Regions from separate parts of the Homo sapiens genome. Here region 2 is linked to region 1. A link is an interaction called in ENCODE POLR2A ChIA-PET data of the cell type or tissue named here. Cell type or tissue: CD4-positive, alpha-beta T cell. All regions are shown on one strand. Each heading gives the region's core, and the rest is flanking DNA. Links, peaks and the distances in the headings are about the cores only.

Region 1 (4,764 bases), core at 411-4,410:
TTTTGCCTCTTAGTGCATGCTTGAGACTGCTTGCTCAGCTCCTTATTGGGAAGCTGTTGGCCACCGGCTTCAAGTGTTTTCCATATATTGGGAGACTGCCTTTCTCTGGCACTGACTGCAACCAATTATTATTTTAAAAAGACTGCTTAACAACTACCTGACCATCACCTAATGGTTGCCTGACATTACTGGTGGGGGATGGGCTTTTCTTCTGATGTTCATGTCTGCCTAACTACCTACTCCAACACTCCCACCTCAGCCTCCTGAGTAGTTGGGACTGCAGGCTTGTGCCACCATGCCTGGCTAATTGTTATTATTATGTTTATTTTTAATAGAGATGAGGTTTCCCTATGTTGTCCAGGCTGGTCTCAAACTCCTGAGCTCAAGCCATCTGCCCTCTTCAGCCTCACAAAGTGCTAGGATTACAGGTGTGAGCCACTGCTTCTGGCCAGAAGTCTTTAAGAGAGGCATATTTTGATTTATTGAGTCTCTTGTAAGGCTCTGCATGATAATCAAAATCTACATTCCATTGTTCTTGAGGAATTCAGAATTTCTTCTTTTCCAATCCACTTCATAAATGAACAGTTTTGTCTAGGTTAAAACTTTCTTACAATGACCACTGTATTTCTATATTATCTTTGAACTTCAAATTAACAACCTAATGATGCACCTCAGGGAGCTAGAAAAGAGAACAAAACAAAACCAAATTTAGTAGAAAGAAAGAAATAATAAAGATCAGAGCAGAAGTAAATGAAATTGAGAGTAAAAAATACAAAATATCAACAAAAAGGTTTTTTTGAAAAAATAAATTAACAAACCTTTACCTAAACTAAGAACAAAAGAGAAAAGACCCATGTAAATAAAATCAGAAACAAAAAGGGAGAGTTAACAAATGAGACCACAGAAATACAAAGAATCATTAAAAACAATTATGGACAACTTTTTCCAAAAGAAACCACAAGTTTCTTTTGGAAAATCTAAAAGACATTGATAAATTACTGAACACATACAACTTACTAAGATTGAATCATAAAGAAAAAAATAACTTGAACAAACAAGTAATGAGATCAAAGCTGTAATAAAAAGTCTCCCATTAAAGAAAAGCCTAGGACCTGATTGCATCAATGCTTAATTCTGTCAAACTTTTAAAGAAAAAACTCAAACTCTTCCAAAAAAAATGGGAGAAGTGGTAATACTTCCAAACTCTTTCTACAAGGTCAGCATTACCTTGATACCAAAATTGGACAAAGACACAGAAAAAAAGAGTGTTAGGCCAATATTTCTGGTGAACATAGTTGTAAAAATCCTCAACAAAATGCTAGCAAACCAAATTCAACAACACATTAAAAAGATCATTTAGCATGATCAAGTGGGATTTATCCAAGGGATAAATATTTCCAGATTAATACACAATTTCTGGCTTCCAAGGCATGTTTACCACTTAATAATTATTTAATCAAGTTTGACCATATTGTTTGCTCAGAAAGCCTGGATCATGCAGAAAGGTGAAAATATCCATAGAGAATTGTTTCCCAATAGCCCCTTTCGAGTGGGCTATTGGAAGGTAAGTGGATAATGGGTTTGCATAATTGCACTTTTTTGTTGGTAAAATCTGGGAAAATAAAAATTTTACAGTCTTTCCTTAAAGAAAGTCCTCCAAACTAAGTAAGTTTCAGGTCACATAAAACCTGAATTTGCCCATGCTCACAACTGTGCCTGCAATTGTTTATGGTTGAGGGAAAAAAACATGTTAAAAAAGCGTCACGCAGTGGCCAAGGAAAATCTCTTTTCATTGCTCTAATGGAATTACAGCTCTCCCTCCTGCTTATCTTACAGTCTTCTTAGGTGGGCACTGTTTATTTATACTCTCACAGCTCTCTCTGGTCATGGGCTAATTTTTTCTTGATCCTCATTGCTATGTTCAGAATATACTCCCTCCTTTCTAAAAGACACCAGCCACTCCCATTCTGTAATTCAACTCATTTCTCTATGATTTTCGCTCTTGAGCTTAGTCTCCTTATCTATAAATCTACTCTAGTCTAATTCCTTAACCCATTTCCTGTTTGCCCCAAGAATATTCTTGTTCTCTTGTCTCTAATCCTAATGTAATATCATATACATTTCTGTTACATTAGGATTAGAGACAAGTTCTGTTTAGAAATAACTCCATGAAGAATTTTTATATTTTATTTTCACATTGAAAAATCAGTCAGATTTGCTTCAGCCTCAAAGAGTGTGTTTACGTAAAATTCAGTGAGTGCTGGCAGCAAGCCACACTTTTTTTTTCTAAACAGGAAATGGGTTAATATACACGTTGATGAACATTCTCTGGCTTATTTCCTGTAAACCCGCTTCTCTGACTAACTTGTGCTCTTTGACCACCACCACTTTATTACTCCACCTTGACCTCTAAGCTATGATTCTATCACCTTGTCAGTGTATTTCACCCACTTTATGTCATCACTCCACTCCTTACCCAGCTAAAATGCTTATGGTCACATAGTCAATTATCAAAGGATAGTAATCATTCCTTTGCATACACCCTTGAACCTCACAGTGTTTTATACATGGCAAAACCAAAACCCTGGTTAAATCCAACTCTCTTGCTAGTCCACATCTGAACCCAGGGATCCAAAAGTGGTTTACAAATATCTTCTCTTAACCTCACTTCCACCTGCAAATTACCATCTGTTTTTTTGCTCCTTTTATAGAAAAAGAAAAAATGCAAGAGCCTTAAAGCAGAAGTCTAAATTTTTATGAATGAAGTTAAATTATTTTTTCAGAGTATCTTCAAAATAATCTGGTAAGGTAGGGACAGAGGGAGTGGGGAAGTAGATGAACAACATTGGCTATCAGTTAAAAACAATTGAATGTGGGTGATGGGTTTCATTTTTTGTTAATTCATATTTTTATATGCTTGAAATCTTCCCTGATAAAAATTTCAAGTGTCTGTAATTGCTGTCTCCAATTTCCTCTCTTTCAGCTACAAACCCACTAACCAAGATTTTACTTTAAACACTCTGCTGAAACTATTGTTCATCCTAGTCACAATAATATTTATATTGCTAAATTGAATGCTCAATTCTTAGTTCTCACTTTTTCCTATCAATAGTGTTTGATGGACCATCAAACTATGCTTTCCTATGTCACACCTTGGTGATCAATTTGTGCTTCCCTTTCTTCAAGTGGATTCTAGTACAGGTATCATTTTATTAGTCTGTTCTCACGCTGCTAATAAAGACACCCCCAAGACTGGGTAATTTATAAAGGGAAGAGTTAATTGACTCACAGTTCACATGGTTGAAGAGGCCTCACAATCATGGCAGAAGGCAAAGAGGAGCAAAGACACATCTTACCTGGCAGCAGGCAAAGAGGGCATGTGCAGGGGAACTCCCCTTTATAAAACCATCAGATCTTGTGAGATTTATTCACTATCACGAGAACAGCACGAGAAAGACCCACCTCCATGATTCAATTACCTGCCACCAGGTCCCTTCCATGACATGTGGGGATTATTGGGGCTAAAATACAAATGAGATTTGGGCGAGGATGCAGCGAAACCACATCAATCACAATTTTTTTTTAATTTCAATAGTTTTTGGGGGTACAGATGGTTTTTGGTTAAATGGGTAAGTTCTTTAGTGCTAATTTCTGAAATTTTAGTGTGCCTGTCACCCAAGCAGTTTATACTGTACCCAATATTCTCTTATCCCTTAACCCCTCCAAACCTCCCCCATCGAGCCCCCAAAGTCCATTAATCACTCTTTTTTTTTTTTTTTTTTTTTTTTTGAGACGGAGTCTCGTTCTGTCGCCCAGGCTGGAGTGCAGTGGCGGGATCTCTGCTCACTGCAAGCTCCGCCTCCCGGGTTCACGCCATTCTCCTGCCTCAGCCTCCCAAGTAGCTGGGACTACAGGCGCCCGCCACTACGCCCGGCTAATTTTTTGTATTTTTAGTAGAGACGGGGTTTCACCGTTTTAGCCGGGATGGTCTCGATCTCCTGACCTCGTGATCCGCCCGCCTCGGCCTCCCAAAGTGCTGGGATTACAGGCGGAGCCACCGCGCCCGGCCCATTAATCACTCTTATGCCTTTGCATCCTTATAGCTAAGTTCCACTTGTAAGTGAAAACATACAATATTGGGTTTTCCATTCCTGAGTTACTTCACTTACAATAATGACCTCCAGCTCTATCCAAGTTGCCGCAAAAGACATTATTATTGTTCCTTTTTATAGCTCAGTAGTATTCCATGGCATATACATATATACCATATTTTTATTATCAACTCGGTCGATGGGCACTTAGATTGGTTCCATATTCTTGCATTTGCTAATTGTGCTGCTATAAACATACATGTACATGTGTCTTTTTTATATGACTTCTTTTCCTTTGGGTAGATACTCAGTAGTGGGATTACTGGATTGAATGGTAGTTCTACTTTTAGTTCTTTAAGGAATCTGCATATTACTTTCTATAGTGGTGGTACTAATTTACATTCCCACTAGCAATGTAAAGATGTTCCCTTTGCACCACATCCATGCCAACATCTATTGCTTTTTGACTTTTTAATTATGGCCATTCCTGCAGGAGTAAGCTGGTAACTCTTTGTGGTTTAATTTGCATTTCCCTGATGATTAGTGACAAGCATCACAATTTCTTAGTCTTCCTTTTTCCTCACCAGTTGCTCCCTTCTAGTCTCCTTTGCTGATTTCTTCTCTTTTCCTTGACCTACTAACATTGCAGTACCCAGGGTAGGCCTTGCTTTCG
Region 2 (4,764 bases), core at 412-4,411, 1.3 Mb after region 1:
TCTGCAGTGGTTTCCTGGGTAATTCCTCTCTGTCCTCGCAGGGATGTTCCTGAACCCCAGGCTAATATTGCAGCATTAGAAAGAAAGATTCCTTTGTCAGGGATGTGATCAAAAAGTGGGATTAATTTTGGATGAGGTTAAAACAAAGGAGATCTGCCATTTATTGGGTACTTTTTCTTTTACAATTTAAATTCCCAATTATAAAATTATATGGCACAAACTTGTCCTCTTCCTTCTGGGTTAATGCATTTGTAGACTTTGCTTTAGCTTTAAGACTGCCAACAAGATTTATAAGTCCATTTCAATCTCAAATAAACGAGTGGATTATTTTTAGTTTTTTCCTAAAGTATATAGCCTTTGATTACTTATCAGAGTATTTTGAGTAGTGAAAATTTTAATTTTTAATTGATCAAGATGATAATATGAGACAAGCTATAACACGTGCATTTCACATGAGGATGATTTTAGTGACTTTATAAGATAGACAAAGAAAGAGAAACTAATTAGTGGTAGATTCGAAATTCGACTTAAATGTAATTATTAGTAGCTTCAGAGAACAATGGAGGAAACTGTGAAATTTGCCAAAATACAAAGTGACTTCAAATTTAAATCAATCGCTTTTTTCCTAATGAAAAGATGCAAAAGTAGTTTTTGTGGGTTTTTTTGTTTGTTTGTTTTTGCCAACTAGAATATTTCATATTTCAGGAATATCAAAGACATAGTCAAAAAATAATTTATGGATTTATTTACACATACATGTTTACAATTTCATATTGTCTAATATTGTAGAATGTTCCCCAATTGATGTGCTTTTCCCACTCATATACATTAAACAATTTTAATCAAACTCTTCGCAGACACCTCCAACATCAGTATTGTTGCCACCACTGGAACCACATTTTAAACCATCACCATAATTTTCTAGAAAACACCCTCTTCTCTTCCATCTAAATTGCCTAAGGTTAAGTATATAATAAATCCGTATAGAAGCTCTAATTGGAAACTTCATTCCAAATCATAAGTACCTATCTGAGTAAGAGTAAGACAGTTTTTGTTTGTTTGTTTGTTTTGAGATAGGGTCTCACTCTCACCCAGGCTTGAGTGCAGGGGAGTGATTTCGACTCACTGCAACCTCTGCCTCCTGGGCTCAATTGATCCTCCTGCCTCAGCCTCCCAAGTAGGTGGGACTACAAGCATGCACCACCACTTCCAGCTGTTTTCGTATTTTTTAGTAGAGATGGGATTTTGTCGTGTTGCCCAGGTTGGTCTCGAACTTCTGAGCTCAAGCAATCTTCCACCTCAGCCTCCCAAAGTGCTGGGATTACAGGGCAAGACACTGCACCCAGCCAGTTATTTTTTTATTCATGCTATATGTAATATTTATGGTCTTCACCAAATAATCACTTTATAGAATGCATAATAATATGGGTAAATAGTTTAAACAATGAGATAGTACTACAGAATTTTTAACAACAAATGAACAAACAAGCAAACAAAAGCCAGCAGTCTTCTGACCCATCCTTTCCCACACCTGATTCCAGATCTCTAGTGACAACCAGAGATAGAGATACAAAAATTAGCTGGGCGTGGTGGCGGGTGCCTGTTATCCCAGCTACTCGGGAGGCTGAGGCAGGAGAATCACTTGAACCTGGAAGGCGGAGGTTGCAGTGAGCTGAGACCACGCCATTGCACTCCAACCTCGGTGACAGAGCGAGACTCCGTCTAAAATATATATATATAATTATAAAATATATAATTTTTGTATTTTTAGTAGAGACAGGGTTTCACCATGTTGGCCAGGCTGGTCTCAAACTCCTGACCTCAGGCAATCCGCCTGTCTTGCCCTCCCAAAGTGCTGGGCTTACAGGCGTGAGCCACCGTGCCCAGCCATTAAAATAATATATTTCAATTATATTCTGGGTAACAAGAGATTAAAACCCGGGAAAAGCAAACATCCAAAGAACTTTTATTCCCTTTAAGAACTACTTTTCATTTTGTTCTCCTGCTTAGGCTTGTGCTGTCACACTTTTCACCAACATATTTACTCTTTTCCTTTTACTCTCATATTTCTAGAATCAAATAATTGTATAGACATATAAAAGGTGGATATGCACTTATTTGATCTTGTCCTGACACAATACAGACCACAATTCTGAGGAAGTGACTGAACTGAAATCACTAATCTTTTTATTATAGAATGAGATAAAGAGATGAATTAGCTGATTCGTCATTCATTAGTTACAAAAGATAAAGAGTTGGGCTTTATTGTCCTAAGCAGTGTAAATGTAGTATTTACATTTTCTGGGAGTCACTGCCTCCCAGAAAAGGCTTTGCAAATTAGAAGGTATTTATATTTTTCACTATCATCACTATCATACTCTTCTATAAGACTTGGAAACCTATACAATTATTCTAGGTCTTTAGATCTCTTGGGACTCAGTCTTAATAAAACTTCAAGCAAGGTTTTTCTTTTTCTTTAGCAGTCTCTAAGCCAGTAACTCTAGCTCTATTAAGCCATTAACAATCAACATGCCTACTTAATCTAGCAGAATACCCCCATACTGGAGTACTCTACCCTGGTTTATCATTTTCCTTTTTTAATTAAGTCAACTAATGTTACCACCAACTTATTCGTCATAAGGCAGAATACTAGTTTTATCATTTCTCTGTTTAAAAAAATGCAGTGTTTTCCACTATGTATAACATTTCAAAATACCAAAAACTGGTATTTTGAAAAATAGTTTTATTGAGGTAAATATGACATACATTAAACTTTATGTATTTAAAGTATACAATTTAATAAGCTTTGACACATGTATAAACTCTTGAAACCATCACCATTATTAAGATATCACCCTGGGCCGGGCACAATGGCTCACGCCTGTAATCCCAGCACATTGGGATGCTAAGTCAGGAGGATTGCTTGAGGCCAGGAGTTTGAAACCAGCCTGGTCAACAAAGCGAGACCTCATCTCCATGAGAAAAAAAAAAAAAAAGAAAGGAAAGAAAAGAAAAGAAAAGAAAAGAAATCACTCTGGCATTTGAAGCTCTCCACTATAAGGTTCCTTCTTTATGGGATTTATCTCTCCCTTCCTGCTTATTTGCCTTATTCCTCTTGAATATATTATAAACTTATAAACTCTTCAGAAAGACTGATGAAGCCCTACTTGTTTTTGGAGCCCTTAAAATGCTTAGTAGATAATATGCACTGAGAAATGAATAGCTCTTTCTAATTGAGGTCTGATTTGTTGAACCATTAAATAGAATCAGTATTAATTGAACTATTACTTTTTACCTCTTTTAATAAAGTAGGTGTTTCTATGGTCATACTAGATGTCAGATCACTTAGTCAATATGTCAGATCACTTAGTCAACCTTGTCTCACAAATAGATATAAATTTAATACTATAAACTATTTTTTATTTATATATGGGTCTAGAAATATAGAACTTTTTAAAAGGAAAACATATGTTATTTAAATATAGAACTTTTAAAATTAGATTTTCTGCAGAATCTTGAGGAGAAAACAGAGTTAATACATTCATTTCATTAATAATTAATAAAAACAACAATGCTGATATTTTCACTTCACTGTTGGAAAAGTGCTTTGAAATTTACTGTCTCAGTGGATCTCATTAAGACAAAATAACAACACAAAATAGGTAACTGGGAAAACAAGTTTAAAAGACATCATCCACTAGTGATTTACTTCATGACATTAATAAAGAATAGAAAGAAACATAATCCCTACATGTTTATTTGTTCAAGTATGAAGATTGGGAGAAAATATCATATAAAGTACACTTTGTAAGGATACTTGAGATGGTTTTTACAGAAAATGTGTTTTAGAGAAATGGAAAATGCAGAAGTCTGAAAAGGAAAGTCTTTCAGAAAATACTGTGATACGTGAAGCAGTCTCAGGCTTGAGGTTACGTATTGTTTTCCTCACACAAGAATTTTAAAAGCATTCTGGTACCATTATTGAAGTGGCAACTATATTGAATTCTTTGAAAAGAGGGCCCATGTCTTAGAATTGTTTTTGATGCATAGCATTTAATAAAATGTCTATTAAGTGATTAAGGATAGATGATAGATTGGAAGATTGCAAACATAGTCATAAACTGTGTGTATGTGTGTGTGTGTGTGTGTGTGTGTGTGTGTGTTCATGCACACATGCATACATGTAGTAGGTAATATGGACCGCTGATAGAAATATTTCGTTAAGGAAAAGAGTGCCTCTTAATTTTTTATATTATTTATTTGTTTGCTTGCTTGTTTTTTCAGACAGGGTCTTTCCCTGTCACTCAGGCTGGAGTGCAGTGCATGATCACAGCTCACTGTAACCTCAAACTCCTGAGCTCAGGAATACAGACATGTGCCACCATGTCTGACTAATTTTTTGTTTTTTATTTTTTTGTAGAGGCAGTCTCACTATGTTGCCCAGGCTGGTCTCAAACTCCTAACTTTAAGCAATCCTCCCACCTCAGCCTCTCAAAGAGCTGGGATTACAGGCATGAAGCTATCACACCCAGCCTAATTTAATTTGCAAACATAGCCACTGTTCCTTGATATTATCAGAAGTAAAAAACCTTTTGTTTTATAGTTTGTTTACTGAGAATAAGATACATTATAAGTGTTACTGTTAAAACTGTAACTTTAAAAGGTTATATTGAAATACATTAGACTCAAGACAACTGGATACAAATAATTTTCTATTATGTTATTTGAATTATTCCTTTAAGTTTAAATGTCTTGATTTTTCTA

Evidence for each region. Peaks named below come from ENCODE experiments on the same cell type or tissue, not always from the same donor. Only the 100,000 strongest peaks of a DNase experiment are listed, where the experiment ranks them.
Region 2: POLR2A ChIA-PET joins it to region 1 with 6 read pairs; 2 of 35 experiments call an interaction of 5 or more read pairs at or near these places.

Annotation. Positions count from the first base shown.
Region 1 is chr9:21,917,375-21,922,138 of GRCh38, reverse strand. It overlaps a transcript of MTAP not described here. Among named protein-coding and RNA genes, the nearest start is that of CDKN2A-AS1, 47 kb to the left of the region's middle. In CD4-positive, alpha-beta T cell, for the core only: no CTCF peak of the experiment used is centred there; a DNase peak (open chromatin) is centred at 2,298; H3K27ac peaks cover 1,244 bases.
Region 2 is chr9:20,662,874-20,667,637 of GRCh38, reverse strand. It overlaps a transcript of FOCAD not described here. Among named protein-coding and RNA genes, the nearest start is that of FOCAD, 19 kb to the left of the region's middle. In CD4-positive, alpha-beta T cell, for the core only: no CTCF peak of the experiment used is centred there; no DNase peak of the experiment used is centred there.